3 separate regions of the Homo sapiens genome follow, and all the other regions are linked to region 3. The links are chromatin loops, found by intact Hi-C in ENCODE. Cell type or tissue: PC-3. All regions are shown on one strand.

Evidence for each region. A loop is a pair of places that touch in the nucleus more often than their neighbours do. Peaks named below come from ENCODE experiments on the same cell type or tissue, not always from the same donor. Only the 100,000 strongest peaks of a DNase experiment are listed, where the experiment ranks them.
Region 1: it touches region 3 in a loop (5-fold over the local background); 4 of 110 quality-filtered maps call a loop at or near these places.
Region 2: it touches region 3 in a loop (2.5-fold over the local background); 3 of 110 quality-filtered maps call a loop at or near these places.

What each region holds. Positions count from the first base shown.
Region 1 is chr5:19,310,682-19,318,681 of GRCh38, forward strand. No RefSeq gene overlaps it. Among named protein-coding and RNA genes, the nearest start is that of LINC02100, 570 kb to the left of the region's middle. In PC-3, a CTCF peak has its summit at 4,359; a DNase peak (open chromatin) is centred at 4,460; H3K27ac peaks cover 1,872 bases.
Region 2 is chr5:19,527,264-19,535,263 of GRCh38, forward strand. The region is part of intron 9 of CDH18 (cadherin 18); the gene reads right to left. Among named protein-coding and RNA genes, the nearest start is that of CDH18, 460 kb to the right of the region's middle. RefSeq lists an enhancer at 3,856-5,055. In PC-3, no CTCF peak of the experiment used is centred here; DNase peaks (open chromatin) are centred at 4,248 and 4,568; H3K4me3 peaks cover 289 bases; H3K27ac peaks cover 1,849 bases.
Region 3 is chr5:19,605,486-19,613,485 of GRCh38, forward strand. CDH18 (cadherin 18) reads right to left here. Exons shown (of 13, transcript NM_004934.5): 6 at 6,949-7,116. Among named protein-coding and RNA genes, the nearest start is that of CDH18, 380 kb to the right of the region's middle. In PC-3, CTCF peaks have their summits at 3,147 and 3,346; no DNase peak of the experiment used is centred here.

The DNA of each region.
Region 1 (8,000 bases), 290 kb before region 3:
TCAAACTGTCCCACCTCTTCTTATCTTCTTCTGAGCCCTCCAAACTGTTCCAATCTCTGCCTGTTAGCTAGTTCCAAAGTTGCTTCCACATTTTCAGGTTATCTTTATAGCAGTACCCAACTCTGAAGGTACCAATTCTATGTACTTGTCCATTTTCACACTGCTATAAAGATACTATCTGAGACTGAGTAATTTATGAAGAAAAGATGTTTAGTTGACTCACAGTTCCATATGTCTTGGGAGGCCTCAGGAAATGTACAATCATGGTGAAAGGTGAAGGAGAAGCAAGCACCTTCTTCACAGGACAGCAAGAGAGGGAGATAGCACAGGGGAAACTGCCACTTTTAAACCACCATACCTCATGAGAACTCCCTCACTATCAGAAGAACATCATGGGGGAACGGCCCAATGATCCAATCACCTCCCATCAGGTCCCTCCCTCAACACATGGGATTTACAATTTAAGATGAGAGTTGAACACAGAACCAAACCATATCAATTTTATTGTCAAATTGATTGGAAATTCCTCTTACCTCATCTTATTAAATGATTCAACAGCAATTGATAAATTCAACCATTCTTTCTTTCTCTTGCAATAATCTTCTTGGGTTCCCTGAAATGAAGATCTTTAGTGGTTTTACATATATGTTTTGTTCACCTTACTTTGCCAGACCTTTTTACAGATTTCCCTATTTCATTGGCATACATCAGATCTTTGTTTTCTTATCTTTTTCTACCATCTCCTTAGGTAAAATAAACAGTTTGTTGGTTTGTTGCTTTAGCCAACATATTGTGCTGATGCGTTCTTCTGTTACCTCTTTAGCCTTAACTTTTCCTCTGAGTACCAGTCTCGTATATCTAAATTTATACTTGACATCTTCATGTAGATGTCTTTCATGCATTGTAAGCATATACTAAGTAGAAATGGTCATTTCTCTCCCCAAATCTTTTTCTCCTTGAAAATACTACATATCAGAAAATAGTGCTGGAATTCATCCAGATATTCATGCAAGAAAAATTGGAGCAATTTTTCAGTTACTTTTTCTACCTCAGCCATTATATTCAAGCATCAGTCTTTCTTATATTTTATTATTTTATTTATAATCTATCCACTTTTTTCTGATCTCCACTGTCTTCACCTTAGTTGATCTCTTCTATGGCTTATTGCAATAGCCTCCAAACTCATCTCTAGATGTCTCTCTTGATCCTTCCAATCCATTCTCCACAAAGTAGCTAGAATATTTCAACTAAAATATTTTTATACTGCACTTGGAATAAAGCATTGGCTCTTTACATTAGGCTAGTAAGGTCAATGCTTTCTCTTGTCCCATTTGTCATTTGTACTTCATCTCAATAGCACTCTCTCCATTTCTATTAGAGTCTAGGAAAATGGTCTTGGGTTACACTTACATGCCAAACTTTTTCTCCATTATTGCAGATTTTCCTCTGCCTTCCACAGTCTTCACTTCTATTTTGTTTAGCATGATCATGCTCATTGGTTTTCTGGGTAAGACCCAACATTTTAAAGAGTGTCTCCTTTTTCCTCAGAATTGACTACATTTGGGCAAATTCTATGACAAATCTATAATTTCAAAGCAAACTCTTCTTATTCTTCAGTTCTTAAAATAAATGTCACTTTATCAAAAAACTCGCCTGATAATTCTTTGCAAAGCATTCTCCATCTTAGAGTATTATCCCTTACCCAGTTTTCTTCAAGCAGATATTTAAATTACCGTATATTTCATTAAGCTGGTATCTCATTGGTGGCCCAGAGTTATTGCATATGGTGCTGGGAAAACAGCAACTTTGCTACATAATGATATATTGCTTTTGTATCACCCATAATTTTTTAGACTTTAGAAAAGGATACTTTGAATCTTATTCAACAATTATTATCTTATCCATGTAAAAATGTAACTATATGTAAAATAAATGGTGAAGTTTAACCTTAACTTTAACCTAAACCTTGAATTCGAAGTTCAACTTTCCTAAGTTGTATTTTGATGCAGATATTGCTGTTCATGTTTTTCATGCAACAATGTCCTTCCCACTGTTAAGGGATTGGCAAATGCAGGAAAGAAAGAAATAATTTATTCAAATATTGCTTTGCCTATGTTTCCCAATTTTTAAGTCAGCTGTTGGCACATATTTTGCAAATTTTGAAGTCAGCATGTTCTGAATCTTAGCAGGAGTCATCGAGATTCTGCACTCTTACTTCTTCTTCAAATAGTTCTGAAATATCCTGTGTGCTGAAATACCAATGGATGTAGCTTTCCAGATACTACACTAGGAGTAACAAGCAGACACTTTTTCATGAGTGTGTTCTTTAATTGTTGACACCTCTGTCTATACCAAGCAGGGCTGCCTTATCACATCCACTTCTTATAAATTTCAGCTGGTTCAATCATTTCCCTTATCCTTTGCCCAGTAGGCAGCTCTTTCTTTCATTTGTAAGTTGAAGGGAAATTCCCTTTCCTTTATTGTATTTTATTTTTATTTTATTGAAAGGCACTGTTATATCTGTGAATTACTTTTCCTAATATTTGGGGCATTTTTCAAATAAAATAATACCTAATTCCACTGCTTTGATGATATATAAACAGCCTAAACCAATATATATATAGGTAGATAATAACTTTTACTAAAAGACTGCATTCTGGACCACAGCAACAGGAATATTCTATTAATCAGGCAATGAATACTAAGTTCAGAGATGTTAAAACGTACATTAAAATTATGTGTATTTTAGTATGAGTGAAATAAAGGATATCTTTTTTATTACATTTTTTTACTGGCTAACTATCCCTCTGGATTGAAAGTTGAATAAGGCTGTGTCTATTGCATTCACTTTGATCAAACAGACTAAGGTAACATCTGATTAATATTAGCTGTTGAACAAATTCCACATATATTTGTCGAATAAATGTATAAATAAAACCTCATAATGGAAAACTCTCCAAAGTATGAGTTTATTTATAAAAGGTGAAATTAGCAAATGCACTAATTAAAATAAAATTATATCAATCTTAGGACTCCTGGTTTTTGTAAAGAAAATTTCAGTTTTTTAGTAAAAAGATTTTAATATGAAAATGAAATAGTCAAGTACAATATGTACTTTCATTATTTTATTAAACTTCACCATGCGTGTTTGTCTTAGTCCAGGTTGCTATGACAAATTGCTATAGACCAGATAACTTAAACAACAAACATTTTTAATTTTTACAATTTTGGATGCTGGAAGTCTGAGATCAGGGTTCCAGCATGGTTGGGATTTTGATGAGGAACTTCTTTCTAGTTTTGAAGGACCATCTTCTTCCTGTGTCCTCACAAGTTAAAAAGCGAGGAAGCTAACTGGCCTCTTCTAAGGTCACAAATCTTATTCCCGAGGGTTTTACTTTCGTGACCTAATTACCTTCCAAAATCCCTACTCCCAAATACCATCACATTGAGATTAAATTTTCTACATATGCATTTTGGGAGAACACAAACATTCAGTTCATTGCATTCCACTTCTGGCTTCCCAGAATTCATGTGCTTTCTACATGCAAATGCATTCATTTCATCTCAATAGGCCCAAAATTAACTCACTCCAACATCAACTGTAAAGTTAAAAGTCCAAAGTCTTGTCTGAATTCAATATGATTAGGATTTGAGGTACAAATGTTCCTCAGACAAAATTCTTATCTAGCTGTGAAACTGTAAACTCTCATGTATTTTTTAGGGCTCTTCAGAGAGATAAAGCTAATAAGATAGATAGATGGACAGGTAAATTGATAGAAAAAGAAAAGAAAAGAGAGAGAGAAAAGAAAGAAAGAAGAGAAAGAAAGAAGGAAGGAAGGAAAGAAAGGAAGGAAGGAAGGAAGGAAGGAAGGAAGGAAGGAAGGAAGGAAGGAAGGAAGGAAGGAAAGAAAGAAACACCGAAAGAAACAGAAAGAAAGAAAGAAAGAGAAAGGAAGGAAGGAAGAAAGGAAGGCAGGCAGGGAGGGAGGGAGGGAGGGAGGGAGGGAGGGAGGGAGGAAGGGAGGAAGGGAAGGAAAGAAAAGAAAAGAAAAAGAAAGAGGGAGAGAGAGGAAGGAAGGAATGAAGGAAGGAAGAAAAAATATGAGAAGAAATTTATTAGAGGAATTGGCCCATGTGATTCTGAAAAGGTCTTATAACAGCTTGCCGTCTGCAAGTTGCAGACCCTAAAATGCCAGTAGCATGACTCAGTCAAGGCCAAAAGCCTCAGAACCAGGGCAGTGATGGTGTAACTCTCAGGCCAAGGCTGAAGGCCTGAGAACCCCAGGAGGTTACTGGTATAAGTCCTGGGGTTGAAAAGCAAAAGAGCCTGCAATTCTAATGTTCAAAGATAGGAGAAGACTGGTGTCCCAGTTCCAAGACAGAGAAAAATAAATTGCCTTTCATTTGACTTTTTGTTCTGTCTGGGCCCACAGCCAGTTGGATGATGCCTGCCCATATTAAGGACAGATCTTCCCCACCCATTCCACTGACTCATTCACCTGTCTCCTCTGCAAACACTGCCACACACAGACACACCCAGATATCATGCTTTACTAGCTCTCTAGCTATTTCTTAATTCGGTCAAGTTGATACCTAAAACTAACCATCACATTAAACAAGTTATGCGCTTCTAAAAAAAAATGGTGTGACAGAAATAAGATAGACATTGCCATTCCAAAATGGAGAAATAAAGAAGAAGGAGCCAGGACATGGTGGCTCACGCCTGTAATCCCAGCACTTTGGGAGGCTGAGGCGGGTGGATCACGAGGTCAGGAGTTCAAGACCAGCCTGGCCAAGATGGTGAAACCTCATCTCTACTAAAAATACAAAAATTAACCTTGCGTAGTGGCAGGCGACTGTAATCCCAGCTATTCGGGAGGCTGAGGCAGATAATTGCTTGAACTTGGGAGGCGGAGGTTGCAGTGAGCCGAGATTGTGCCATTGCACTCCAGCCTGGGCAACAGAGCGAGATTCTGCCAAGAAAAAAAAAAAGAACTTATTTTCCATATTTCTAGCAACATTCTGTACGTAAGTATTCATGTATGCTTTAAGATGAATAAAGCTTTCCTTAAAGCTCCCATCTTTTCCTTTTGAGTCTTTACCAGATCCACTTAATTCCCTTCAGTGACAATCTTAGGTTTTTCTAGCATGCACTTCAAAATTCTTCCAGCTTCTACCCATGACTCAGTTCCAAAGCTCTTCCACAATTTCAGATATTTTTTCCAGAACCACCCAACTTATTGGTACCAACTTCTGTCTTAGTGAGCATGGCTGTTATAAACAAATTACCATAGACTGTGTTGCTTACAAAAACCAAAAACTTACTTCTTACCATTCTGAAGGTTAGAAGTCCAAGATATGGGTATGAGTGTGGTTAAGTTCTGGTGAGGACCCTCTTCCATGTTGCAGACAGTCTACTTATCCTGTACCTTCACATGGAGGAAAAAGAGCTAGCTAGCTCTTCAGCCATTTCTTATAAGAGCGTTAATGCAATTCACGAGGGTCACCCTGTGACCTCATTACCACCCAAAGACCAGGACTTCAAACACCATCAGATTGGGATCAGAATTTCAACTTATGTATGAGATGGAGAGATCAATTTCAGTCTGTTGTGCTCTTTCCATCAAAATTTGGAAATTTAAATGCTGATGTTTAACATTATAAAATATTTTTAATTTATCATACTGCCACAGGGATACCTCTAAATTCTGTTCTTGAAGCTAACTGTCTTTGCAACCCAAAAGAATATTACATAAAGGAATCAAGAACACTATGAATACATTGTTTTCCCAGAAAAGTTTTGTGAATGTTGTGTGATTGCAATATTTCTATTTTTATTTAAAACTTCAATAGTTTGTAGTCTTTTTTTTTTTTTTTGTAAATTGTCAGTTACAAGTTTACAAACTATGAGGACTGGTTGATCCTCATATAAAGATGTGTCTTGTCATGTGCCTAGTGATACATCTTCTCTCACCTCTAGTAAAAGAAACGGCAGGGTTTTACCCTGACAATGTCACAGAGCTGTTTCAAATTCCCTTACTTATTTCTCAGTGTTTATAGCTTGTGCAGCTGTCAGCAGCAATGGCTTTTTCTTTGTTAGGCAGGGAAATGTCTGAACTTATAATTAGACCTCAGTTATGAAAATGTAACTAGTTAATCATAGCTTTAATTAGGGCTTTTGGACTCCAGAGGGATTTGAATATATCCAAGAATGGTGGAACACAGCAGCCAAAGCTTGCCTAAATTATTTTAGAGTTTATTTTCTAATTCACATACAGATGTTCATCTTCACTATATGGCCCATAATTATCATCTGAACTATTATTTAGTTATATTATCTAAAATGTTTATATCAACCGTAATACCATTATTTAAATTTGAAACTTCTTCTCTGATGAAATTATTTTAATTATACCAGTGAGATATGTGTAAGCAAGACAATAGTAACAATTTTTTAGCCACATCATAACACTGTGATATTAACATACGTGATCAACTTAATACAAACAAAACTACAAAAACAAATTTTAAATTAGAATAATAAAGTTAATATGATGGCTTATGTTACCCAATTAAAGATAAATCACTGATACGGATCAGATTCTTTTGTGTTAAGTCTAATGTGTGATTTTTCAATTTTCTCTCTTCTTTTCTCTATTGCAACTTTTGTGATATTTTTCTTAGTTCAACATAATCTTGTACCACTTGTACTTCACTAATGGCAAATACTTCATGAATTCAGTCTTTTTCCTACTAGCCTCGACAGGCCTCAATGTATGTTTCTCCCCTCCCTGTGTCCATGTGTTCTCATTGTTCAGCTCCCACTCATAAGTGAGAATATGTGGTATTTGGTTTTCTGTTTCTGTGTTTGTTTGCTGAGGATAATGGCTTCCAGTTCCATCCATGTCCCTGCTGCAAAGGACATGATCTCATTCTTTTTTATGGCTGCATAGGATTCCATGGTATATATATACCACATTTCCTTTATTCAGTCTATCATTCAATGTCTTTGCTGCTGTGAATAGTGCTACAATGAACATGCAAGTGCATGTAGGTTTATAATAGAATAAACTGCCTAATTCAGCTAATTCAGCAGTATTTTCTATCCTTCATTTCTTGATTAGATTTCACAGATTATGAGCTCAACAACAATACTTAAAATACTGCCAACTCCCTTATACCTTTAACTTTTTTTTTTTTTATTGGACTGGCAATATCCTCACTCTGGCTAAACTCAACTTTCTCTTTTCTCCATGTGAGAGTTGTTGGAGAAAGTTTCATCAGAACAAGCAAAGTTCATCATAAAATTCAAATGACCCCCAACACCTGAGGAATTCTGTTAATTTTCCCAAATCAACTCATACTTTGAAATTACCTTTTAAAAATGCTCTGTTGTCATGTAATCATTCCTCCTAAATTCACAAGCTCAACACATTATTATCTCTCCTAAGTTATAGATATTGTAGAAACAACCAGAAAAAGCCAACCCCCTCCATCTTCATTCCACAAATATACAAACACAAAAGCCTATCTGCAGCTGTAGCTACAACAGCCTCTGTTTCTTTGTTGTTGATTCTTTAAAGGAAGAGTTGGCAAACTGTATTATATGGGCCAAATATGGCTGTCTGCTTGTTTTGGCAAATAGAATTATACTGGAACACAATAATGTCCATTCTCTTACCTGTTGTTAATGTCTGCTTTCCCACTTAAATGGCAAAGTTGAGTAGTTTTAACAGAGACTGTGTGTTCCTAGAAGCCAAAAATATTTACACTAGTCCTTTACAGAAAATGTTTACCAAATCTACACTACAGCAACTAAAAATTTAATGCTAAATTTCAAAATACTTGCTTCGGACTTTATTATTTTCAATCTTCTCAAGAAATTTTTGAATTTATAATACATTTTTTTTATTTTATTTTATATTCAAACTTGTTCCTCAGGCTAGATTCTTTTTTGTTGCCTTTTAACTATTCTTAAATATCTTTAATATTAAAACATC
Region 2 (8,000 bases), 78 kb before region 3:
TATATGAAAGTCATATTAAGTTTTAGTTAAAAAAAAGTGAGCTAAATCAATTAATACATATTATAAACTACTTTATAATACTATTAAATCTACTTAAACAATAATTTATATGTAAAACTCTCACAATGTCTGGTACATGCTGGTGCCACTAATATGCTTCTTTTTCTCTTTTTTAAATATATTATTTAAATATCAGTAAAAAAAATCAAATATTGTATTCAAAATAATTTGCTATAATTTATATGAAAGGTGTATATCATATATAATAAATTACTCCTCAAATATCCCTTTACTGTATCCATATAAAAAGTTTTAAAATAAAGCATTCTGTGAATTTTATGCAACAGAATATTAAACCAACTCTGTGTTTAAGGTCTGTTATTTCATAGGAAGGAGCATAACACGTGTAGAAATATTTCAAAAATTACAAAGCATTTAGAAACACATCACATAAAACTTATCCCATATATTTATTCAACTTTTGTCAGTTTACAGTAAGTGCTCTCATTTATTACATAGTTATCATACAAATTCTAGATTGAAGTGAATTATTTAAAATGAATCTTGACTCTTTTCAGTACATTATTTTGTTCCAGTTGCCTATAAATCCTCCAATAATTCCTTATATATATCATTAATATTATTACCTGAGAGTAACAGGAGTTAGAAGCTTTAAAATTAAAGCTGTGCCTTTGCTGTTAGGAATGAACACTTTGTTCCGTTAACCAGAACTACAAAGTCAAAGTAATTTACCTCTAGTTGAAAGTAATTACATTGAGAGAATGTAAGAAATTGTATTGATTATAAAGTAAACGAAAAATATGTATTCTATTCTTGTGAAAATGTCACAATTGGCCCACTCAATTATATAAGAAAATCTACCAAATATAACATTTATTTTCTACTTTTTGTAATAATTCAGTTTTAACATGTTTTTTCTATCTTGGCCTATTTGTGTATAACGCCTGTGAACTTTTCTATCTTTTATCTTTATAGAGTATATAGGATTTACCTTGTGATGAACTTTTATGCTGTCTTTTGCATTTATAATTACAATCATATTTTTAATGCTGCTTAGAACTTTACTAACAAAATGGATTATAAGTTTATTCTTTCTTTTTCTGGGTGTGCAATCTAATTATAATAAAAATTTCCTTATCAGATAGAATCAACATCAAAAATAATAATGTTAATTAAAGCAAAACAGCTACTATGTAAAATAATTAATAAAAATAATGATATATATATTTTAAATGTTTGTATAAATATATTGAAATGCATAATTATTCATCAAACTGCAATCTCTCAATGTAGGAGTATGGACCTAACTCTGAGAACAGATTTGTTGCTGTTCGGGGTTAACACCACCATTCTTGTAAAGATAACACACTGAGTTATTTATGAAGCTATTTATGAAGCCCAAAATTGATTGATTCTAAGTGAGGGAAGAACTTGAAGATTCTTTCAAAACACTAAGCGTGGCAACACTTCTAATTCTATAAAATTACCTGAGATTTTATAATTGCCTAACTGTTCTCCTTAATTGGAACATAATTTTAGCAAATCTCTTTTATGAAGTCTTGGGAAACTTTCAACTTAAAGTACGTTACACAAATTCTGAATCCATTCTGTGCGTATATCCCATTATTTTGTTTAATATTTAAATAAACTACATAATTACAATAAGAAGTTTGACTGGTTTGGAAATAGAACTTAAAAAAAAAATCCACCTTAGTCAGGAAAGAGCAACTGATTAAAACTGGCCTGCCATCACAAAGGATCGTAAAATGGAATAAAATATATAAAAAAGAAAATAGATAATGCTAAGAATGCTCTCTGGGAGAAGAGACTTACATAATCTGAGCCCCAGGACTATCTCAGGCTTTGATAATACATTCATTATGACCAAGTGAGGGATATCCTAGGAAAAGAAGACTGGTTGTTTAACATTTAAAAATCAGTGAATATAATTCACTGCACACATTCAATACACACATAATAAAAGTTAACAAATATGACATTTTTAACAAGAAATAAAGAACACTTAGCAAGTTACAAATAGAAGGAACTTTCTCAACCTGAACAAAACTGTAACTATGATCACCCTTATCAGTGAATACTGAATGCTTTATCCCAAGGATCAGAAATAAACAGAAATGTAAGGATATATGCTCTCAGAACTTCTCCTGAACACTATCTTTAGGGTTATAGTTAGAGTAAATAGTAAAAGAAATAAAAGTGATGTAAATTGCAAAATAAACAAATTTATTATCTATGAAGATTTATTATCTATGAAGATTTATTATGATTATGAAGAAAATACCATATAATATACAAAAAAATAGAATTATTAAAACAGTCTAGCAGTATCACAGGATACAAGTTCGGTATTTACATATATTTCTATCAGAATGAAAGTAAAGGAAGATTTTAACATCTAACTTATATAACATGAATAAACATGAAAACAAATACGTGAAATGTTTGTATGCTGAATTCTACATATGTTGCTTTGAGAAATGTTTAAAAGACCTAGATAACTGAAAACATACTGTGTTTACTCATGGATAAAATGCTCAATGTTGTTCATTGAGGTGTCCATGCTCCCAAATTGAAACTTAGATTCAGTGTAATACCAACCAAAAATCCGATATTGTTGAATAATTTGATAAGCTGATTCTAAAAGTTATATGCAACAAAAACTGTTCTAAAATAACCCAAACAATTTCAAAAAGGAGGAAGAAAAATGTAGGAGAACTCACACTATCTGATTTTGTGTCATTATAAAACTATAGCAATCATAGCACCGTAGTATTAGTATATACATTGTCAGTGGTACCAATGAGAGCCCAGAAATTGATAAATACACAAATGCTCAAGGGTTTATGGACAAACTAGCCATAACAATTAATTGAGAAAATGATAGCATTAAGACAAATGGTGGATCCATTGTAAATTCATATTAAAGAAAATTAAACTTGACTCTTACCACTCATCATATATAAAACATGGCCCAAAGGAAACCATAGATATAAATATAAAACCTCAAAGTTTAAATATATAAAACTAATAAAGGAAATTTTTGTTACCTTTTGTTTGGCAAAGAATTATTCGAAAAAAACACAAAAGAAAAAACATAAAAAAGCCAATAAATTGTAATTTTCTTTTTTTATTTTATTATTATTATACTTTAAGTTTTAGTGTACATGTGCACAATGTGCAGGTTTGTTACATATGTATACATGTGCCATGTTGGTGTGCTGCACCCATTAACTCGTCATTTAGCATTAGGTATATCTCCCAGTGCTATCCCTCCCCCTTCCCCCTACCCCACAACAGTCCCCAGAGTGTGATGTTCCCCTTCCTGTGTCCATGTGTTCTCATTGTTCAATTCCCACCTATGAGTGAGAACATGCGGTGTTTGGCTTTTTGTCCTTGGGATAGTTTGCTGAGAATGATGGTTTCCGGTTTCATCCATGTCCCTACAAAGGACACGAACTCATCATTTTTTATGGCTGCATAGTATTCCATGGTGTATATGTACCATATTTTCTTAATCCAGTCTATCGTTGTTGGACATTTGGCTTGGTTCCAAGTCTTTGCTGTTGTGAATAGTGCCGCAATATACCCTTGCGCTTCTCGAGTGAGGCAATGCCTCGCCCTGCTTCGGCTCGCGCATGGTGTGCTGCACCCACTGTCCTGCACCCACTGTCTGGCACTCCCTAGTGAGATGAACCCGGTACCTCAGATGGAAATGCAGAAATCACCTGTCTTCTGCATCGCTCACGCTGGGAGCTGTAGACCGGAGCTGTTCCTATTTGGCCATCTTGGCTCCACCTCCAATAAATTGTAATTTTCAAGAAAATGTTCTTTGAAAAACTCACTAAATACAGCGTTCATTAAGAAAATGAAAAGATAAGACACAAATATGTGAATATATTCAAAAAAATGAACATCTGATTAACTCATATATCTGCATATATTAAAATCTCAAATTCAAACAATAAAAATCTAAATAACTTTATAAAATTTTGCAAAATCCTGAACAGAAAATCCACCAAAGAAGAAAATGCAGATGGCACATGAAAATATTTTCAACATCATTTCTCTGTGGTGAAATGCAAATAAAAACCACAATAAGATGTCACTACATACTTATTAGAATGACGGGGAAAAATACCCTGGCAACACATGCGGAAGACGTGAAGCAACTGCTGATGGTAATGCAAAGTTGTATAGCCAGTTTGGAAAGCAATTTGGCATGTTTCCATAAACTCGAACATGGTATTTTGTTTGACAATCCCACACCTGGCTATTTACCCAAGACAAGTTAAAATGTGTGTTCTCACACACACACACACACACACACACACACAAACAAAATTGGGCTGGGCACGGTAGCTCACACCTGTAATCCCAGCACTTAGGGAGGCTGGCGTGGGTGGATCAGCTGAGATCAGGAGTTCGAGACCAGTCTGGCCAACATGGTGAAAGCCTGTCTCTATTAAAAACAAATGCAAAAATTAGCCAGGTGTGGCTTCCTGAAAATAATGACTCATAAGCTTGACTCATAAACTTGACTCATTAACGCAAAAGCTTCCTGAAAAGAATGACTCAAAGGTGTCCACAGTATCTACTTGTCATTCTCATTACATTTGAAAAAGGCAAAACTATAGGTAGTTACCAGGACTTGGAGGTGAGAGAAGAGAAATCCCTTTAACTTTTGTGGACGAAGGTTGTGGAAAGTGACTAGATGCCTCTGCAAAATTCATTATACTTTACACATTAAAATGGTAATTTTACTATGTAAATTGCTCTCCATGAAAGCTGACTTGTTAACAAGAGTGATGTATTCTGAGGCATTAAATTTGTAGCCAATGTATTTTTTTGGGTCTTTTTTTTTAAATGTTAGACTTCCATTTGACAACATTTTTCTAATGCATCATTCTAACAAAGTTCTTTCCAATGAACTTTTAGTAACAACATAAACTTTATCAATGTATTGCTTCTATTGAAATACTAAATATTATAAATTATTGAAAATATTCCGCATTTATGCTTGTCACTGGGTTGTTGACACCAAGATGATCTGAAGCAATAGTTAAGAAGTACCTTATACATAATTTCTGATGATTAACATTTTTTTATTTTCATTTCCTTTACCCAGAACTAAGGTGAAAACAGAAGACATTCCTTATCTTTAACTTTCGACAAGATATTTGTATATGTGTGAGTGCCTGGGTTTGTATCTTGGTTCATTCATTATGAGTGTCATATTTTCATTTATTTGGAAGTATTTGATTTGACTTAGTAGTATGTAGTATCACTTATGTTTTAAAAGGAACATTATGACAGCTGGGTGAATAACAAGAAGTCTAAGATTAAGACCCAAAGCCCAAAGGAAGCTAAGGTTAGGACCCAAAGAAAGCTCTTAAAATACCCCAGGTAAGGGGTGAAAGTTGTTCGAACTGCGGTGGAAGTGAGATAAATGATAGGAAATAGTTGACTTATAAATAGTTTTTAAAGGTATAGCTGACAAAAGTTTCCAATGGATTGGATGTGGAACATGAGAGAGAAGAGACAAATGACTGCATGGTTTATATGAGCAATCTGGACTATAGTCATCATTCCAAAGATAGATAAGACATCTGAAGAAGATTGAGGGAGAAATCAGATTTTACAGAGATTTACCTGCAGCATGTCGAGTTTGAGACCTCCAGGAGGAGATATTAAAGTGGCCAATATGGAATTCAGGGGAAAAATAACATTGCAGCTGCAGATTAAAATTTGAGAGCTATCCAATCCATGAGACTGAATGAAATCACCTTGGCAACAACTCAAGATACATTTAAAGTGTAAAACTTGGTGTCTCACAATTCAATACATAGAGAAGCGAGGAGGAACTAAACAGCATGCAGAAAGAAGAGCCAATGAAGGATGGAGTTAATCAAAAGGATATTATGTCCGTAAGCCAAAGAAAGAATCTTTTTCTTGAAAGAGTTGTTAATCGTATCAAATGTTGATGCTTTGTTGAGTAGAGGAATAGGATTAGGCTTTGGATTCTGCAACATGGAGGTTGAGAATGATTGTGCTGAAGTAGCAAAGTCAAGAGTCTTGTTAGAATGGATTTAAAACAGCATGGAAGAAAAGAGAGTACAAACTGTGAACAGAGTAAATTATTTCAAGGAGCTTTTCAGTCAAAAGAATGAGATAACAGAGATGTATTTGGAGGAGAATATTAGATCAACAGATGTTTTCAGGTTTTGTTTGCTTTGCATGAATTAATTTTATTTTCAGATAGAAAATAAAGCATGTTTTTGAGGACAGGGGCATGCTTTAGACAGTGAAAAAGTAAGAATTCAGGAAACAGGATAAAATAGAAAGAGCATTGTCTCACAGCAAACAAATAAGAACAGTATAAGGTCATGTGAAGGAGTGGCCAGAGACTTGGCATGGACAGTGCATTTCAGGAACCTGAAAAAAGCCATATTTACAGATATCAACATCCACTAGCTAGGTTGATATATAGGATGGCACGGGAATATGGAAACCCCTTTCTGATTGCTCTTATTTTATAAGTTTTTGGAGAAGCAATGTTATCTGATACAATACATGTAAAGAAATTGGAAGAGGTATTAGAAATTTAATGAAAGGAAACCTATAAAATAAATATCTAGCAATGCTGTGTAAAATTATTTGAGTGATTTGAAGTTTCTTTTGAATAAAGAAACTTGTTCTAATTGTCTTACAATATGATACTAACACTGGGATATTGCAATTAATAAATCATCAAATGTATTGGCACATTAAGTAAATGTGGTGGATATTGTGATTGTCTCATCAAATTGCTCCTTATTGTGTAGAACCTAAAAGGTATGAAAGGAGTTAACCATGAGCAATAATAAAAATATAGGCCTGATGGTCCTGAGTCAGTGTCCACATGCCTTTCATTTTGTTACAATAATTCATCCACTTATGGACAAATTTCATGTATTAAATACATTTTTAAGGCAGTGAAAGGAGATTAATACATTAAAAAAAAACTGAAAGCAGCAACATTTTTAATGGCTATGTAAAATGACAATTTATCTCCCCAGGTTGTGAATGAGAATGCATGAACCCAACTTTAGCGTCACTCATCTTATTACCATGTTACAAGTTAACATACAATTTGTTACTTGTTACTATAATATAGCAACATGAAGGAAAAAGGTGACGTTAAAAAATTCAGAAGATGAAAAATCAGGGAGAATTGGAGACAGATACCTGATCAAAGCAAACTCATAGCTTAATTTACCTATACACTTTACAGATACATGAGCCAATAAATCTCTTTTAAATTTGAGAACAAATTCAATTATTTTTACTTGTGTGCTTTTTTACATATAAGTAAAAACATTCGAACAAATTCTGGCAGCCACCTCCAAGACGATACCAATTATTCCAGCCTGGTATTCATATCCTTGTATAATGGCTTTCCATATTTAACAAGGTTTTCCATATTTAATAATATTAAATACAATATTGCAGAAGTAACAATGTGTAATTTCTGAGGCTAGGTCATAAAGAAGATGGTTGCCTTCAGGTCACTCATTCTTGGATAACTCACTCTGAGTTGGCCAGCTGCCATGACAATCAAGACACTCAGCAGTCCTATGAAGGAGTCCATGATGTGAAAAACTGAGTTCTTTGCCAAAAACCAGCACCAACTTGCTAGTTATGTAAGTGAGACATGTTGGAAGCATCTCCCTGGGGCCCAGTCACATTTTGAAATAATTACAGCCCTAATCAAAATCTGGGTGACAACCTCTTGAATACCTCTGAACCTGAATAACCCACGTAAGCTGTTCCCTTATTACTGAGCCAAAGAAACTGGGTAACACACTATTGTTTATTGATGTTTTCTGTTACTACATTATGAAGTAATCTGTTATATGGCAATGGATTGATACATATATGTATACACAATATTCCTGAAAAGCATTTTGTTTGATTACTTT
Region 3 (8,000 bases):
AGCCACATAGAATACAAATTGATAGAGAATACATCTAATTATCTTCCATAATCTTTCTATTTAAACTTAAGTGGAATGATCTTTCAAATCTGGATATGATGGAGGGGTATATCTAACTCTGTCATATAAAACAACTCTAAAAGATGCATAGTATATAGAAAATGACTGTTTTAAGGCATTGAAGGCAATTAATGTAGGGAACTCAGGATGGAGTATGATTCTTGAGAGAAAGAAACCATAACAAAACAAATTTTATATGCACATATACTGAGGGTATTTAAAAATATGTAGTGCTGGTTGAAAGAGTCCAAGCAAAAATTGTGTAGCTTTTGGAGACAGGTTGGAGTTCAGAGCTGGCACAGGGGCTGAGAAATTGAGGACAAAAGCACAGAGAAGAAGAAACCTCAGGTAAGTGAGGAAAAAAACAAATGCAATTTTTCTTGTGGTAATTGTAGACACATCCACTACTTTGACACTTGTAGAGGCTCTGAGAAACCAACAGAAAGTGCATCTGGAAGGCAAAGGCGCTAGGCAGAGATTTCAGCAGCCATGAGTTACTGGAGAGTCAGAAATTGGTAAACACTTGAGACCAGTGGAGAGTAAGTAAAGAAAGATCCGGATTCCAGGAATAAGAGCTACTTCCCGGAAGTAAGGAGAGCAATAAAATAAGCTAGTGCTAACAGAATCCAACTGATTTAAGTAATCCACACTGTATATGTCTGCAAGAAATAACTTGCCCCTCTTTGAAAGATTGCACAATCATGAACCTCTGCAACTCCTTTATGTAATGTTCAATCAGTAATTCAAAGTCATGATTAAAAATGAGCATTGGCTAAAACTAAGAAGGAAAAAATGTAAAAAATGACCCAGGCATGATTATGATATTAGAATTCTACAAAAAGTTTTGAAATAAGTATGGTTAATATGTTTATGGTTAATATGTTTAAATAAAGAAAAGGGTGGGGAATTTCAACAGATACCAATAATCTTTATCTACTAAACCAAATAAAAATTTTAGAACAAAAATGTCAATGCTGAAGTGTGTACTTAATATATTTAATAGATGGGTTTAATTGCTGAACAAACAGCAGAAGAAAGGATTGGTGTACTAGAATATAGGTTAATATAAAATATCCAGGTTAAAGAAGACTGTAGAAGACTGTAGAATAATAATTATTATACAGCAAAGACAGTAATAGATGAATGTTATATAACTGAAAGACCTAGCTGACATACTTTGTAGAACTAATAGAAAAGAAGTGAGAAAATGAGGTCGAAGAAATACTTGAAAAAATTCTAACCAAGAGTTTCTCAAAACTAATAAAAGATAGCTTAAAAAATCTTTACAACCATTAGTCAGATTTTTAAAAAGTAAATACCTAGGTGCATTGTAGGTTAAATTTTTGAAAACAAAATATAACAAAGAATATCTTAATAGAAGAAAGGTCCAATAAACTACAGTAAACTATTGTACAGTAAAGGAATTCTACAGTTGATTTTTCAATGAACAAAATGGTAAACAGCAAATTATATTAATAATTATTGAAATGGAGAAAATCCTTCAAACTAAAATTCTATTCTGATTGGAAATACCTTCTGCAAATAAAGGCAAAATTGTAAATTTATATAGAAAAGCTGAGAAAATTCATTGGCAGTTTTCTGTCACTAAAAATGGGAAAATAATATTTTAAGAAATTTACAATTCCCTTTAGAAAACAATAATTCTAGAAGGAAACACAGAAATTCAAGGAGAAATAAATAGTACCAGGAAGGGTAAATTATTACTGTCTTAAAAAATAATGATTTGCTATTTAACACAACAGCAACAATGACAATTTCATATAGGACTGAATATATAAGATGACAAAAATAGAAAAAACAACAACAAAGGGTTAATGACATTAAACAGTTTTAAAGTCATTCTATTTTCAAGCAATGAAATTATAATTTAAGGTAGAGTGAAATAAATAATAATATCTACAGTATTTTTTAAATAGAAAAAAGTATAAAAATGTAAAATTTTTAAAAAGTGAATGGAGGACAAAATGAATGAAATTAAATAATTCAAAGAATATGAGAGAGGGGAAAAAAGGAGAAGAAAAGATTAGCCAAATAGCAAATGATATACCTAAATGAAACTATATCAGTAATTAAGATACTTATAAGTGTAGTAAATCAACAAAAGCAAGAGAAATTATAATGTCATTTTAAACTAAACAACAACAAAAATATTAGCTAAGTGGTCACAAGAAACATTTATAAATTAAGAATAAAAAATTAAGAACAATAAAGTTTGAAAGTACAATTATAGAAAACATTATACCACACAAACCATAACCAAAAAGAAATGAAGAAAAAAAAGAAACCTCTGGAATAGCTATAGGAGACAAATTAGACTTTAAGGTATGGAGTATTATTAGAACTATAGACATATATTTCACAATAAAACAATTTTAATCAAGAGAAAGATATCAAAGCCTTCGATCTGTGTGCATCCAATAGCATGGTTTAAAACTGCATCTAAGAAAAATTAAACAGAGGAAAAAAGAGAAATGGAAACATCTAGTATCATCTTGGAAGACTTTAACATCTCTCTCAATAACAGACGAGCAAAAATTCTATAAGGATATAGAAAATTGGAATGGTACAAGGAATAAACTTGAATGAAATTTACATATGTAGAATACTAAACATGCAGCTGCAGAATTTATCTTATTTCAAAGTGAGTAGGAACAGTTATCAAAATCAAATATATACTGTCATTTTAAAGAAATGCTCAAAACGTTTCAAAATATATGCCTACAACTATAATAAAATGACCCAGATATCATTTTCAAAAGACACTAGAAAGACCTCAATTCTTTGATAATTAAAAAAAATCCTGCATATTTTGATGGGTCAAGGGAGAAGCTTTGTTTTCTTTTTCTTTTAATTTGTTTCAAACAAAATTTTAATGATGAAAATATTATATAAATTCATATTTGTACCCATAACAATGAAAATAATAAAAACAACAGCTCCCCCCCCAAAAAAAATCAATGCCAATATCTTCAGCAATATTTTCTTTCTCATTAACTTTAGAAATTACCCAAACCAGTTAAACAATTGTGATGTTTACTAACTTTATGGGAAATACTGCCATCTATTGAATTTTTAGAGCTTGATCCTCCAATATTACATGGCACTAAACCAACTGCAGTCACAAGTGAGTTTACGTTCTTGGCAATTTACTATCATTTAAGTTCTGGAGAAAGTTATGTTAGATTAAGCTAACATAATGATAGCAAATTTCCAAAAACTGAAGCTCACTTGTGGCTGCAGTTGGTGCAATGTAATATTGGAGGATCAAGCCCTAAAGGTTGATTCATTGTGATTATTTGGCATGTGTTATGCTTCTTTCTGTTACTAGATGACTTATCTTACAAGAGCAATCCTCAATACAACAATATAATTCCTTCCATTTAGGATATAGAAGGTTTGTTTTGTAAACTTTCATGTAAGGTATTGAATTTTATATGCATATGGTTTGTGCAGAATAAATAAATGTCAGTGACTTTTTAACCTATCCAAGAATAAGTTATGCAACAACCATAACCCAGAATAAAGTTTTTAAAAACTAGAATAGGAAATGGCAGAATAAAATAGATTACCTTTAATGAAAGAACACACACTAGGGAATTTTATATCTTTAGATGGATGATTTTCTCTAGAAGGAGAAGTACACATCGTTTGTGTACTTTGAGTAGAATTTCAAGCCATAGATGGGCTGATTTGTTTTCTTTCACTATGAGTCCTTTTGTTTTGCTTTGTTTTGTTTGAGTGGCTCCTTTTCCAACACCATGTAGCCCAGAGGTAGGCATCAATTTGAATTAAATAGTAGCTACCCTTGTAGTTGGGCATGCATTATCCAGTCTCTATGCTCCTTTTTCACATTCCTGATACTGACAAGCAGCCTGTTTCCTCCAAGACATTTATCTGACTTGTATCCTAAGCTACTGAGTTTGTAACTCTCTAGAGTAGAGACATTGTAAAGCAAATTACTAGCTCTAATTTACTACCTCTCTAACACTTACTCAAAGCCTATTTACTTCAAGATAAAGGGATAACTAATTACCATGCAATATAACTAGCCTACTCACTTTCTCAAGCATGGTAGATTAAGCATGGAGGAAAAAACACTTTGAGAGAATATTTTTGCAAAATTTGTAGTTAGGGATGTTTATTCAAGTGTCAATTGTAAGAAATATAACTGTCTCAGACAGGTGATGAGAGAAAGAAGTAGAAAGGGCAACTGTAAAAACCTCACATTAAGAGAAACAATTCAACTACTGGATCCATTTGATGACAGGATATGAACTTTATAGAATTTGAGCTGTGTATAGACTTGCGCATGTCATGGTATTTTGTGAATACAAGTCCTTATATTATTTCTTTTCTCCAAGCAGTTTACAATACTTCCCCACTAGGTACATAGCTGTTTAATAAGCTGCAATTTATGGATAAATTAAAGAGCACTTTACTACAAGCTACTTTTGTCATGGTGACACCAAACTGTTGCAAAAGCAGAATTGTTTTGTTCAAATGGAGTGCGAAATAAAGTATCTTTTAAGAAACCCCAAGTGTAAACTTCTGATTGTGTAGTGCCTCCTTTTCAAAACTCTAAGAACACCTTGAAATGCAGCAGGATTTACATCTGTCAGTCATTCTGCCAGAATGTTACTGACTGAAGAAACATAGAATTCATTAGACACAATGAGTTAACTCAGAGAGTATACACTTATTCTGTTTTGTCAGGTAAAGTGATTATTTTCACTGTACACTGATGCTTCAACAATGACACTATTATTGATCAACATAATAAAATTAGGAACAAATATCTCTTTATTATATATCTATATTCATCTATATGAATAATATTCCTTATATCCATCACAATTAAAATTTTCTGTACATCTGCAAAGTCAATCTTAATAAACCTGTAATTTTAATAATTATTTTAGGAAGAAATGGAGAAAAAGAGAGAGTGGGAGATGCTATATTTACTACAAACTAGCATTTACTGAATCCTATGATTTACAACCTGAGTTTTCTGTCTATTAAGGCTACAATATGAATGTACATCTTTAAAATAGTGGTGGTAGAATCTATTTGAAAACAAGATAGGCAAGTTGGTATCCTAAATTATAATAAAGAGTATATTCTGTTGAGTCTGAATTATCGCTTATTATCTTTATCTTCAACTTCAATTGTACCAATCTATGAAATAATAACATTTACCTCATGTATATGCACATTGTTGAACTAAGTGATAACATTGATACAAAAGTTCATCCTAATCTGCAAAATGGTTTAAAATTTAATTATATTTTATGGCTCAATAAAATATGGACTTACCTATGATATATACTTTCTTCATAGAGCAAACGCCACATGAATGCACCAGGTAACATTATCTTATCTCTGGCATCAACATTTTAAAATGATTTTTATTTAACTATGACTATGATTTGCATGTATTTAATAATAATCTTTTAATAATGATGGTTTGACAGAGTATTTAAATTCAACTAATTTACTCACTAAGAATCATTTATCAAATGCTGGGCCCTCACTGGGCTGAACACCTAAGTTCGCAAAACAATTAAGCGTCTTCCTAGAGGATCTCATAAGTGGAAGGGGATCTATGTACCTGCAGAAATTAGTATAACATGAACAAGCACGCAAAAGTGCTGTGCAAGGGGATCTATGTACCTGCAGAAATTAGTATAACATGAACAAGCATGCAAAAGTGCTGTGCAAGAGGGAAAATTAGTATAACACGAACAAGCATGCAAAAGTGCTGTGCAAGAGGGAAAAAAGAGTGAGTAATTCTGCAACAGGAATTAATTGCAAAACTGTTCTAATTCTGCAACAGGAACTTCAGAGAAACTTGTAGCAGGGATTTTAACAAAGGGCCGTGAATAAGGAAAAATTTTAGTTGAAGTAAGGACGTACAAAGTGTTATTATATTTTAGGAGGAGGCAGTATTCCACAGTGTCTAGGCCTGAGGTGTACTGCAAATGCTATTAAGAGACAAGAGATAAAGTTGAGAAAGGCATTTCGCGCTGATTTGAGAAGAGCCTGTATGACGTACCAAAGGATCTAATTTATGACAGTTTTTAGACATCATTTGTAAGAGGAACATAAGAGACAACTCCTCTGTAGGATATTTGTGATTATTAGTGACTGTCGTATAAAATGTTATCTATAGTATCTTCCATTTTTAAAAACTCAAATATATTATAATTATATCCTTTACATTCAGAACATGTCATAAACACCATCTCCCTCCAAACCCACAGGATTCATATTTCTCCTCTCCCCCCAAAATTGCCTACTGAATTATGCTTTCTGTTTTCAAGTCTTATATTTTACTCTGAGACCTCATCTTATCATATTAACTTCAACTTGCTTTTGGATGATGCGTGTGTGTGTGTGTGTGTGTGTGTGTGTGTGTGTGTGCATACATGCATGCATTTGTATACAGCATTTATTCATAACATGAAGAATTTTTTTAAAAAATTCAGTCACAGAATGTATGGAATAATGTTGCATGAAAAGAATGTTCACATCAAAATACCTTTTCAACATCTCCATGAATACTTTAAGAATATACAGATACTTCGCCAAAGGCAAGATGCCATTTTTTAGTACCACCACATCATTTTTAATATTTAACTTGATGCCAAATGAAACTCCAACTCTGAACACATTCCCAATTATTTCCTAGGTTCAGAAGACAATAGCTGGAGTGATTTCATGAGTCTTACATGAAGAAGGGTGATCATATAGTACAAAAACAGAACAATTCCACTTAAGAAAACAGTAACATAACACTGTTCAAGTATTTCATTTTACTTTACATAAAGAGATAATGATAAATTCAAATCATGGAAAACAAATACGTACTTTGAGGAAAGCGTGGTGGGTTGTCATTGACATCGGTTAAGGTGATGTTGACTGTTGTAGATCCTGAAAGCCCTCCAACTTGCCCAGCCATGTCTTTGGCTTGAATGACTACGGAGTAATGTTCTCTGGCTTCTCTGTCCATGTTATGTAAGGCCGTTCTAATAACTCCTGTAATAGATATATTTTAATAAACAGTATGAGCTATATAATAAGCAAGTATCAACAAACATACACATACATATTTTAAGAAATGTCTTTTAAAATAGCATATTTTTGGGATAAAGTCACACGTCTGAGAAAAACAATATCTTACCAATGCATGAATACTGTCTCTTTGAAAAATTTACTTATCCCATGCCCCAAACATCCTATTAAGTAAATTAAGATGTCTATCTCTCTGCATTCCTTAAAGTAGATGGTCCCTCGGCCGGATGCGGTGGCTCACGCCTGTAATCCCAGCACTTTGGGAGGCCAAGGCGGGTGGATCACAAGGTCAGGAGTTTGAGACCAGCTTGACCAGTATGGTGAAACCCCGTCTCTACTAAAAATTAAAAAAAAAAAAATTGGCTGGGCGTGGTGGCGCATGCCTGTAATCCCAGCTACTCATGAGGCTAGGCAGGAGAATCGCTTGAACCCAGAAGACGGAGGTTGCAGTGAGCGGAGATCACGCCACTGCACTCCAGCCTGGGCGACAGAGTGAGACTCCAACTAAAAAAATAATAATAATAATAAGTACATGGTCCCTCAAGGGTAGTCCTGCCACCCTATTCCTAGTGCTAGTGTGCTGAACATTTTACAATTTGAGCTCCTCAGAAGTTTCAACTAAGGTGGTCATATTGATTTAAGCAGAGGCTAATTTTCATCTTTATAGAACAATTTACATAGCTTCCTGGCAGAGTTATCAATGTTTAATGATGGAAAACATTTGAGGAGTTTGGACACTTAAACAGAGATTATAGGCAGGAGGCATATTAACACGTATCAAAGACTAAGAAACTCACTATTTTTGTTAGAAAACAACTTTAAGGAGAACTAGATCTAAGTATTTAGGC